Regions from separate parts of the Homo sapiens genome. Here region 2 is linked to region 1. A link is an interaction called in ENCODE POLR2A ChIA-PET data of the cell type or tissue named here. Cell type or tissue: PC-9. All regions are shown on one strand.

The links. Peaks named below come from ENCODE experiments on the same cell type or tissue, not always from the same donor. Only the 100,000 strongest peaks of a DNase experiment are listed, where the experiment ranks them.
Region 2: POLR2A ChIA-PET joins it to region 1 with 6 read pairs; 2 of 35 experiments call an interaction of 5 or more read pairs at or near these places.

What each region holds. Positions count from the first base shown.
Region 1 is chr19:16,088,276-16,093,275 of GRCh38, reverse strand. It overlaps TPM4 (tropomyosin 4), which reads right to left. Exons shown (of 8, transcript NM_003290.3): 5 at 4,156-4,231. Among named protein-coding and RNA genes, the nearest start is that of TPM4, 14 kb to the right of the region's middle. In PC-9, CTCF peaks have their summits at 4,142 and 4,348; a DNase peak (open chromatin) is centred at 4,655; H3K4me3 peaks cover 810 bases; H3K27ac peaks cover 5,000 bases.
Region 2 is chr19:16,728,502-16,733,501 of GRCh38, reverse strand. It overlaps NWD1 (NACHT and WD repeat domain containing 1), which reads right to left. Exons shown (of 19, transcript NM_001007525.5): 3 at 2,224-2,310. The coding sequence starts at 2,304. Among named protein-coding and RNA genes, the nearest start is that of NWD1, 11 kb to the right of the region's middle. In PC-9, no CTCF peak of the experiment used is centred here; no DNase peak of the experiment used is centred here.

The sequences.
Region 1 (5,000 bases):
TGCAGTGAGCCGAGATCACGCCACTGCACTCCAGCCTGGGTGACAGAGTAAGACTCCATCTCAAAAAAACAAACAACAACAACAACAAAAACAAAAAAAAAACAGAAAGAAAGAAAAGGAGGGCTGGGTGTGGTGGCTCTCACCTGTGATTCCAGTGTTTTGGGGGACCATGGTGGGAGAATTACTTGAGCCCAGGAATTTGAGACCAACCTGGGTCACATAGTGAGACCCCGTCTCTACAAAGAATTTAAAAATTAGCCAGTCATGGTGGTGAGCACCTGTAGTCCCAGCTAATGGGGACGCTGAGGAGGGAAGATGGCTTGAACCCTGGAATTCAAGGCTGCAGAGAGCTCTGATTGGACCACTACACTCTAGCCTGGGCAACAGGGCAGGACCCCATCTCAAAAAAAAGGAGGAAGAAGCATAAAAAGAAGTAAGCAGGCCAGGCACGGTGGCTCACGCCTGTAATCCCAGTACTCTGGGAGGCCAAGGCGGGTGGATCGCTTGAGGTCAGGAGTTCGAGACCAGCCTGGCCAACATGGCGAAACGCTGTCTTTACTAAAAATACAAAAATTAGCCAGGTGTGGTGGTGGGTGCCTGTAATCTCAGCTACTCAGGAGGCTAAGGCATGAGAATTGCTTAAACCCAGGAGGTGGAGGCTGTAGTGAGGCCAGATGGCGCCACCGCACTCCAGCCTGGGGCGATGGAGTGAGACTCCATCTCAAAAAGAAAAAAAAAAAAAAGTAGGCAGAGTAGAGGCAGGCACCTTTCCCCAGCAGAAGAAATATGTGTGAAATGTGGAGGATGTTGGGGAGAGTCCTGTAGGATGGTATTGATCAGAAGGCCTAAACTGAGAACTTGAGATAAAAAGTATGGCGAAGAAAGGGAGATAACTGGGAATCTGTTACTCAAGGCCCCCTCTGTATTTCCAACCCCATTCTCCACCACCTTCCCCAGGGTGACAGGCACTCCCTGATCATAATCTGTGGACTCCTGAGTCCCAGTCCCTGTCCATGAATGCACCCCTTAGCATGGAATGTTCCCCTCCCCATGATGACCCATCAGAAATTATACTTTTCTTTTCTTTTTTTTTTTTTTCAGACAGAATCTTGCTCTGTCACCCAGGCTGGAGTGCAGTGGTACGATCTCGGCTCACTGTGACTTGCAACTTCTGCCTCCCAGGCTGAAGCAATTCCCCTGACTCAGCCTCCCAAGTAGCTGGGCCTACAGGCGCCCACCACCATGCCCAGCTAATTTTTGTTATTTTTAGCAGAGATGGGGTTTCGCTACGATGGCCAGCCAGGCTGCTCTCGAACTCCTGACCTCAGGTGATCCGCCTGCCTCGGCCTCCCAATAATAACTAACACTTATTAGCTGCTTACCATGGGCCAGACATAGTTAATGGCATCACAGCCTGGTATCTGTAATCCCATTTTATAGGGGAGGAAAGGGTCACAGAAAGGTGAAGTTATTATTTTGCCTAGGGTCACATGGCTATTAAGTGATCAAGTCATGACTGAAGCCTGACTCTGGAGTGCAGTGGGGCAATCTTGGCTCAATGCAACCTCCGCCCTCCAGGCTCAAGTGATCCTCTCACCTCAGCCTCCCAAGTAGCTAGGATCACAAGCATGCACCACCATGCCCAGCTAGTTTTTGTATTTTTGGTAGAGACGGGATCTCTCCATGTTGCCCAGGCTGGTCTCGAACTTCTGAGCTCAAGCGATCCTCCCGCCTCGGCTTCCTAAAGTGCTGGAATTACAGGCATGAGCCACCGTGCTGGACCTACAGCTGTTTTAAATGTCGCCTCCTTGGTGACACCGTTCACAACCTACCAAGGTCCCTCTATTGTATTCCCAAAGCACTCTGTGACTTTGTCAATCCCTTCCACTAGACTCGACTCTGAGCTCTTCAAGAGCAGATGCCAGGCTGGGCACAGTGGCTCACACCTGTAATCCCAGCCCTTTGGGAGGCCGAGGTGGGTGGATCACTTGAGGTCAGGAGTTTGAGACGAGCCTGGCCAACATGGTGAAACTCCGTCTCTACTAAAAATACAAAAATTAGCTGGGCGTGGTGTGTGCGCCTGTATTCCCAGTTACTCAGGAGGCTGAGGCAGGAGAATTGCTTGAGCCTAGGAGGTGGAGGTTGCAGTGAGCTGAGATCGTGCCTCTGCACTCCAGCCTGGGCGACAGAGCAAGGCTCCATCTCAAAACAAAACAAAACAAAGCAGCTGAGGTATTAGTGGTGTTACATCTATCCCCCTGGCCCGGGGCAGTGTCTGGCATACACACACCAACTGGATTCATTCCTTACACATCCTAGTATCAGATATATGCCAGGGCTGGCACATATGGGAGACAGAGGCAGGTGGATCACTCGAGGCCAGGAGTTTGAGATCAGCCTGGGCAACATGGTGAAACACCATCTCTACTAAAAAAAAAAAAAAAAAAAAAATTACACACACACACTACAGATATATGCCAGGCACAATGCTAGTACTAGGGACACAACTCTGAACAAGATGACATGGTTCCTGTCCTTACAACTTACAATCTAGCAAGGAAGGCATGCAATTAATGGAGTAACTATAATAAATGTAAGAAATCATAATGCCAGCAAAAGTATAGACAGGGCTACACAGCAGAGAAATACCTAACCTAGATGAGAAATCAGAGAAGGACTCTCAGAAGTGATGTTTAAGCAGAAGCTCAAAGGATGAACAGGAGGCCAGGCTCGGCGGCCTCCCAAAGTAATCCCAGCACTTTGGGAGGCCAAGGTGGGAGGATCACTTGAGGCCAGGAGTTCAAGACCAGCCTGGCCAACATGATGAAACCTTGTCTCTACCAAAAACTAGAAAAATTAGCCAGGCACGGTGGCCCACGCCTGTAATCCCAGCACTTTGGGAGGCTAAGGTGGGAGGATCACTTGAGGCCAGGAGTTTAAGACCAGCCTAGGCAACATAGACTGTGCTCTATAAAAAAAAAAAAAAAAATACAGTTTTGGAGTAGTGGCACATGCCTGCAAGTCCTAGCTACTCAGGAAGCTGAGGTGATAGGATTATTTAAGCCCAGGAGTTTGGGGCCTGCAGTGAGCTATGATCACGCCACTACACTTCCAGCCTAAGCAACAGAGCAAGATCTCATCTCTAGGCCAGGTGCAGTGGGTCATGCCTGTAATCCCAGCACTTTGGGAGGGCGAGGCGGGCAGATCACTTGAGATCAGGAGTTCGAGACCAGCCTGGCCAATGTGGTGAAACCTCATCTCTACCAAAAATTATAAAAATTAGCGTGTAATCGGGAGGCTGAGGTGGGAGAATTGCTTGAACTTGGGAGTCGAAGGCTGCAGTAAGCTGAGATCACGCCACTTCACTCCAGCCTGGGTGACAGAGTGAGACCCTGTCTCAAAAAAAAAGAAAAGAAAAAAAAAGGCTGAATAGGGGTTTATCAAGCAAAAGGAAAGCCACACCCAGTTGAGTGAATAGCAGGTGGTGGCTGAGGTGGGAGGATCGCTTGAGCCTGGGAGTTCAAGGCTGCAATGAACTATGATCATGCCACTGAATTCCAGCCTGGGCAACAGAGCGAAGCTCTGTCTCAAAAAAAAAAAAAAAAAAGTGGGGGGTGGAGGTGATGGGAGAACAAAGAATGTCTGTGAAACTGCAAAAGCAGGAGCAAGAATGAGGAAGAGGCTGGGAAATTCAGTGGGGTTCGGCCGTGGAAGTGTGTCCTTTGTTCCCGACGTAGCTGCCACGTAGCAACTGCTTTGGGTGCTGTTTCAAACTAAAAAGCCCAATTCCACCTCTGATCATTGCTATACCTTTGAGATGGTATTTCTGGAGGAACCAGGGGAATCAGGTGAGAGGCAGGCTCTGTATTTATTTATACAACTATGCTCAGATCTCGCTAAGAAGAGCCTCATGTTCTATCTCTATCCTCCTGAGATGGAGATCAAAGATGGTGCTCAGACCCCATGGAAGAGGACTCAAGAGTGTGCAGGAGAAATCCAGCTCTTTCTGTAGGGGAAAAACCCTGGCTGCCAGGCACCAACGCTACTGTTAAATAAAGGGCAGATTCCCCATAACCTGACAGGCTCCTGCATCCCTCGGGAGAAGAAAAGAACAAAGTCCAGCAAGCCACCCTCCAGCTCAAGCCAACCACCTACCTTTTCAGATGCAGCCTCCAGAGATTTCAGATTGTTAGTAACATTCTTGAGTTCTTCTTCCAGGTCACCACATTTTCTGCACAAAGACAAAGGATTTTTGTGTCTTATCTTCCCTTACAGCCGGCAATAATAGCAATCGCCCCAACAATAAATTTTCCAAAGGAGAAACCTACACAGCTCCCCCGGTGGGGGGCAGAAGGAATGTGGGGAGAAAATGTTAATGGATTTTTCTGCAGTGTGATACTATGGGCTTATCAAAGGCTTATCATACCAGGCAGAGGCGAGGTGCGCCCGAAGAGTATTTGGAGGGCTTGGAAAACACTCCTGGTCTTTTGCCAAGGGTAAGGCTGCAAGGACTTGTGAAATCTATGATTGATGAGGCCGACTCCGGAAGGTGTAAGAATGGGACTGAGGGCAGAAGGCGGGCAGAGAGCAATGGGAGTTTGCAGGGGACACTCCGGGAAGGAAGCCCGGAGTGGATTTGTGAAACCAGATCTCTCTCAGCACTCCCGGATGCTCTGTGGGGCTGAATTCCTCACCCGGGGCCAAGAGGACAGGTGTTTTGTTTTTCGGTGCTTGCTTGTGGGATTCTGGTTAAGCTTCTCACCTTCCCGCCAGGAATGTGTCACGGCCAAACACTGACAGGAGCAAAAGCATTTACATACTGACCGGGGGAGCCTGCCTTCTGGAGCAGGTCAGTGTTCTGTTAAGATGGCACAGCCCCCTGAGATATCCTCTCTGGGAAAATGGGACTTCTGGGCTTCCCTGCTGCCTCCTGTCTCACTCCTATTTCCTCATATCTTTGCAGAAAGGGTCAACACGTGGGCAGTGCTTCCCATGGCAGT
Region 2 (5,000 bases), 640 kb before region 1:
TTGCCTAGGCTGGAGTGCAGTGGCGTTATCTCGGCTCACTGCAACCACCACCTCCCAGGTTCAAGCAATTCTCCTGCCCCAGCCTCCCGAGTAGCTGGGATTACAGGTGCGTGTCACCACATCTGGGTAATTTTTGTATTTTTAGTAGAGAGGGGGTTTCACCATGTTGGCCAGGCTGGTCTCGAACTCCTGGCCTCAGGTGATCTACCCGCCTTGGCCTCCCAAAGTGCTGGGATTACAGGCATGAGCCACTTCGCCCGGCCCAGATTTTTTTTTTTTTAAAGACAGCATCCCAATCTGGCACCCAGGCTAGAGTGCAGTGGCTCCATCACAGCTCACTGCAGCCTCAAACTCCTGGGTTCAAGTGATCCTCCCACCTCAGCCTCCCCAGTAGCTGGGACTACAGGTGGGCGTCACCACACCCAGCTCATTTTTTTAATTTTATAGAGACGGGATCTTGTTATATTACCCAGACCGGTATCAAACTCCTGGCCTCCAGCAATCCTCCTGCCTTGGCCTCCCAAAGCACTGGGAATACAGGTGTTAGCCACTGTGCCCGGCCTCATCTTTTAACCAAATGGGACTTTGGTGCAATGAATCATTCTCATAAGCAGCAAGGAGGCAGCCCTCAAGTTAAGCTGAGACTCCAAAGATGTTCATCAGTTTCCACAGGGAAATGTGCAGGCAGAAACATCCCCGGTTAGCCAGGGATAGCGCTGCATGTCTGTAGTTTCAGCTCCTCAGAAGGCTGAGACAGGAGGATCCCTTGAGCCCAGAAGCTCAAGGTTGCAGTGAGCTGTGAGATCACACCACTGCACTTTTTCACTTTTTCTTTTTTTTTTTTTTTGAGATGAAGTCTTGCTCTGTCATCCACTGGACCTCATCTGAAAAAAAAAAAAAAATTCCCTAGCCAGGGATTGGTACAAGGAGACAGCATTAGGGGCTCCTACTGTTTTGGGACTGTGCCAAACAGGTACACCATCAGCGTTCTAGAAAAAGGCATGTCCAACCTCCATGCCCATCCCCCATATCGCAAAGCCCTCTTATACTCCTCCTGAAGCCCAGTACGAAGAGGGCCAGGAAGCTCTGAAGGCAAGACAAAAACAGCAGCAACAACAACAGACAGTTAAATGACATGTCCAAGGTCACACTGCAAGGGACACAGCGATGAATCTGTGTTCAAAAGCATTCACTCCTACTCACTTTTCTACACCACCTGCCATGCTAACCAAGCACGGTGCACATGGCTGTAACCCCTCCATCTGCCTTTTTTTTTTTTTTTTTTGAGACGGAGTCTCACTCTGTCACCCAGGCTGGAGTACAGTGGCTTGATCTCAGCTCACTGCAATCTCTGCTTCCCAAGTTCTGGCGATTCTCCTGCCTCAGCCTCCTGAGTAGCTGGGACTACAGGCATGAGCCACCACGCCCGGCTAATTTTTATATTTTTAGTAGAGACAGAGTTTCATCATGTTGCCTAGGCTAGTCTCGAGTTTCTGACCTCAAGCGATCTGCCCGCCTTTGCCTCCCAAAGTGCTGGGATTACAGGTGTCAGCCACCGCGCCCAGTCCCACCTGCCTTTTTATAGTCCCAAGGATTTTTATCTCCAGGGCCAGATCTCCAGGACCAACTACAGAATCTACGGGGCTCGGTGCAAAAAGAACATGTGGGACCTTTGTTTAAAAATCACTGTGAATTTTAAAACTCAACAGTAAAGCATTAAAAGAGTATGGATAGAGGGGCGTGGTGGCGGGCACCTGTAATCCCAGCTACTCAGGAGGCTGAGGCGAGAGAATCGCTTGAACCCTGGAGGCCAAGGTTGCAGTGAGCTGAGATTGCACCATTGCACTCCAGCCTGGGTGGCAGAGCGAGACTCTGTCTCAAAAAAAAAAAAGCATGGGGCTGGGCTCAGTGGCTCACGCCTGTAATCCCAGCATTTTGGGAGGCCGAGGCGGGCAGATCACAAGGTCAAGAGATCAAGACCATCCTGGCCAACATGGTGAAACCCCGTCTCTACTAAAAATACAAAAATTAGCTGGGCGTGGTGGCGCACGCCTGTAGTCCCAGCTACTCAGGAGGCTGAGGCAGGAGAATCGCTTGAACCCGGGAGGCAGAGGTTGCAGTGAGCCGAGATCGCACCACTGCACTCCAGCCTGGCGACAGAGCAAGAACTACGTGTCAAAAAAAAATAAAAAAAGCATGGAGCCCGGAGTGACTTCCAGTTACCTCAAACATCAAGCCGTGCCTCTGGCAGAAGGTCTGGCACTTCAGGGTAGGCAGTGCTCTGCAGGGCTTCCCTCTCTGCATCCATATCTGCAAGGAAGGGCATGGAGGGTATTAGTGGAAAGGACTCAGAACTCTTCCCAGCCTCATAGCTCTGCTTTTATTTTATTGATTTACTTTTGTCTTTTTTCCCCTTTTTTGTGGAGAATGGGATCTCGCTATGTTGCCCAGGCTGGTCTCGAGTTCCTGGCCTCAAGAGATTCTCTCTCCTCTGCCTCCCAAAGTGTTGGGATTACAGGCGTGAGCCACTGCGCCTGGCCTGCGGCTAAAGCCTCATCTGCTGCCACCATCTCAAAAAAAAAAAAAAAAAGAAAGAAAGAAAAATAAAAAAAATCGCAATAGGCAGTTATTTTATTTATTTTGTGGAGTCTCCTTATGTTTCCTAGGCTGGTCTTGAACTCCTGGACTCAAGCCATCTTCCCACCTCAGCCTCCCAAAGTGTTGGGATTACAGACATGAGCCACCATACCCAGCCCTGTATATATTTTTAAAAAAATGTTTTTTAAGGGACAGGTCTCACTCCATCACCCAGGCTGGAGGGCAGTGGTGCAATCATAGCTCACTGTAACCTCAAACTCCTAGCATCAGTCAATCCTCCCACCTCAGCCTCCTGAGTAGCTGGGATTATAGAGGGGCACCACCACAGCCATATATATTTTTTTAAATTTTTTGTAGAGAAGGAGTCTCACTATGTTTTCTAGGCTGGCCTCAGACTCCTAGGCTCAAGCAATCCAATTGCTTTGGCCTCTCAAAGCACTGGGATTACAGGAGTGAGCCACTGTGACCAGTGGATTATATCTTGTTTGCCATTGTACCCCTTATGCTTAACCAAGGGGCACAATAAATAAATACATAAATAGATTTTGGGTTTTTTTTTTGTTTTTTTGTTAGTTTGTTTTTTGAGACGAAGTCTTACTCTGTCACCAGGCTGGAGTGCAGTGGCGTGATCTCAGCTCACTGCAACCTCTGCCTCCTGGGTTCAAGCAATTCCCCTGCCTCAGCCTCCCAAGTAGCTGGGATTACAGGCGTGCACCACCACACCTGGCTAATTTTTTGTGTTTTAGTAGAGATGGGGTTTCATCATGTTGGCCAGGATGGTTTCAATCTCCTGACCTTGTGATCTGCCCACCTCGGCCTCCCAAAGTGCTGGGATCACAGGCGTGAGCCACTGCGCCCGGCCCATAAATAGTTTTAAAAAGTACTTGCAGTTTGTGAAGAGTGCTATTGAAAACACACGGGTGGGCTGGGCTAGAGAATAACAGGGACAAATCTTTCTTTCTTTTCCTTCTTTCCTTCCTTCCTTCCTTCCTTCCTTCTCTCTCTCTTTCTTTTCTTTTCTCTTTTTTTATTTTTTGAGACAGAGTCTCGCTCTGTGCCCAGGCTTGAATGCAGTGGCACAATCTCGGCTCACTGCAACCTCCGCCTACCAGATTCAAGGGATTCTCCTGCCTCAGCCTCCTGAGTAGCTGGGATTACAGGCGCACACCACCACACTGGGCTAATTTTTGTATTTTTAGTAGAGACGGGGTTTCACCATGTTGGCCACGCTGGTCTCAAACTCCTCACCTCAGGTGCCTCGGCCCCCTAAAGTACCGGGATTACAGGTGTGAGCCACTGCACCCAGCCTATTTTTTTTTTTTTTTTACTTTTTGTAAAGATGGGGCCTCGCCATGTTGCTCAGGCTGGTCTTGAACTCCTGAGCTCAAGCAATCTGCCCACTTCAGAGGGACAAATCTACTTTACATCGAGGGGCAGAGAAGGGCTCCCTGAAGACGGGGTGTTTGCACTGAGACCCAAAGGATCAGAATAAGAAGGAGAAGAGGGAACCGTGAGAGTGATAGTCCTGATATGGGCCCCAGGGCCTTGTGGGTTCCCGGATCTATGGATTCTGGTGTGGATATGACAGGTAGACAAGGGAGTGACCACATGAGATAAGGTTGGGGAGGTGAGCAGGGTCCGGTCACACAGGGCCATGCAGCTGTGGCAAGGTTCTGGCAGTTTTTAAGCCTGACACACAGTACATTGGTCATAAATATTAGTTGTAACATCGTATGCCACTCACAGCAACTCTATCAAGTTGGGTTCTCAGTCTGGCTTCTCGAGGAGGAAACAGAGGGTCCAGGAGGCTCCCACATGAGTCACTACCTGAGCTGCATTCACATCATAGAGGTTTCCCAATTCTCCCACCTCGGCCTCCCAATGTGCTGGGATTGCAGGTGTGAACCACCACACCTGGCCCACAAGCTGCAATTACTTATTTTTTTTTTTTTTTTTTTTTGAGATGGAGTCATGCTCTGTTGCCCAGGCTGGAGTGCAGTGGCATGATCTCGGCTCGCTGCAAGCTCCGCCTCCTGGGTTCACGCCATTCTCTTGCCTCAGCCTCCCGAGCAGCTGGGGCTACAGGCGCCCGCCACCACGCCTAGCTAATTTTTTGTATTTTTAGTAGAGACAGGGTTTCACTGTGTTAGCCAGGATGGTCTCAATCTCCTGACCTCGTGATTCGCCCGCCTCGGCCTCCCAAAGTGCTGGGATTACAGGTGTGAGCCACTGCACCCGGCCTGCAATTACTTAATTTATGTGTCCATTCCCCGAACCAGGATGTAATTTCTATGAGAGCACATATACATGGAGTGGTGTGGCCAGGCATGGTGGCTCACGCCTGTAATCCCAGCACTTTGGGAGGCTGAGTGGGGCAGATGACCTGAGGTCAGGAGTTTGAC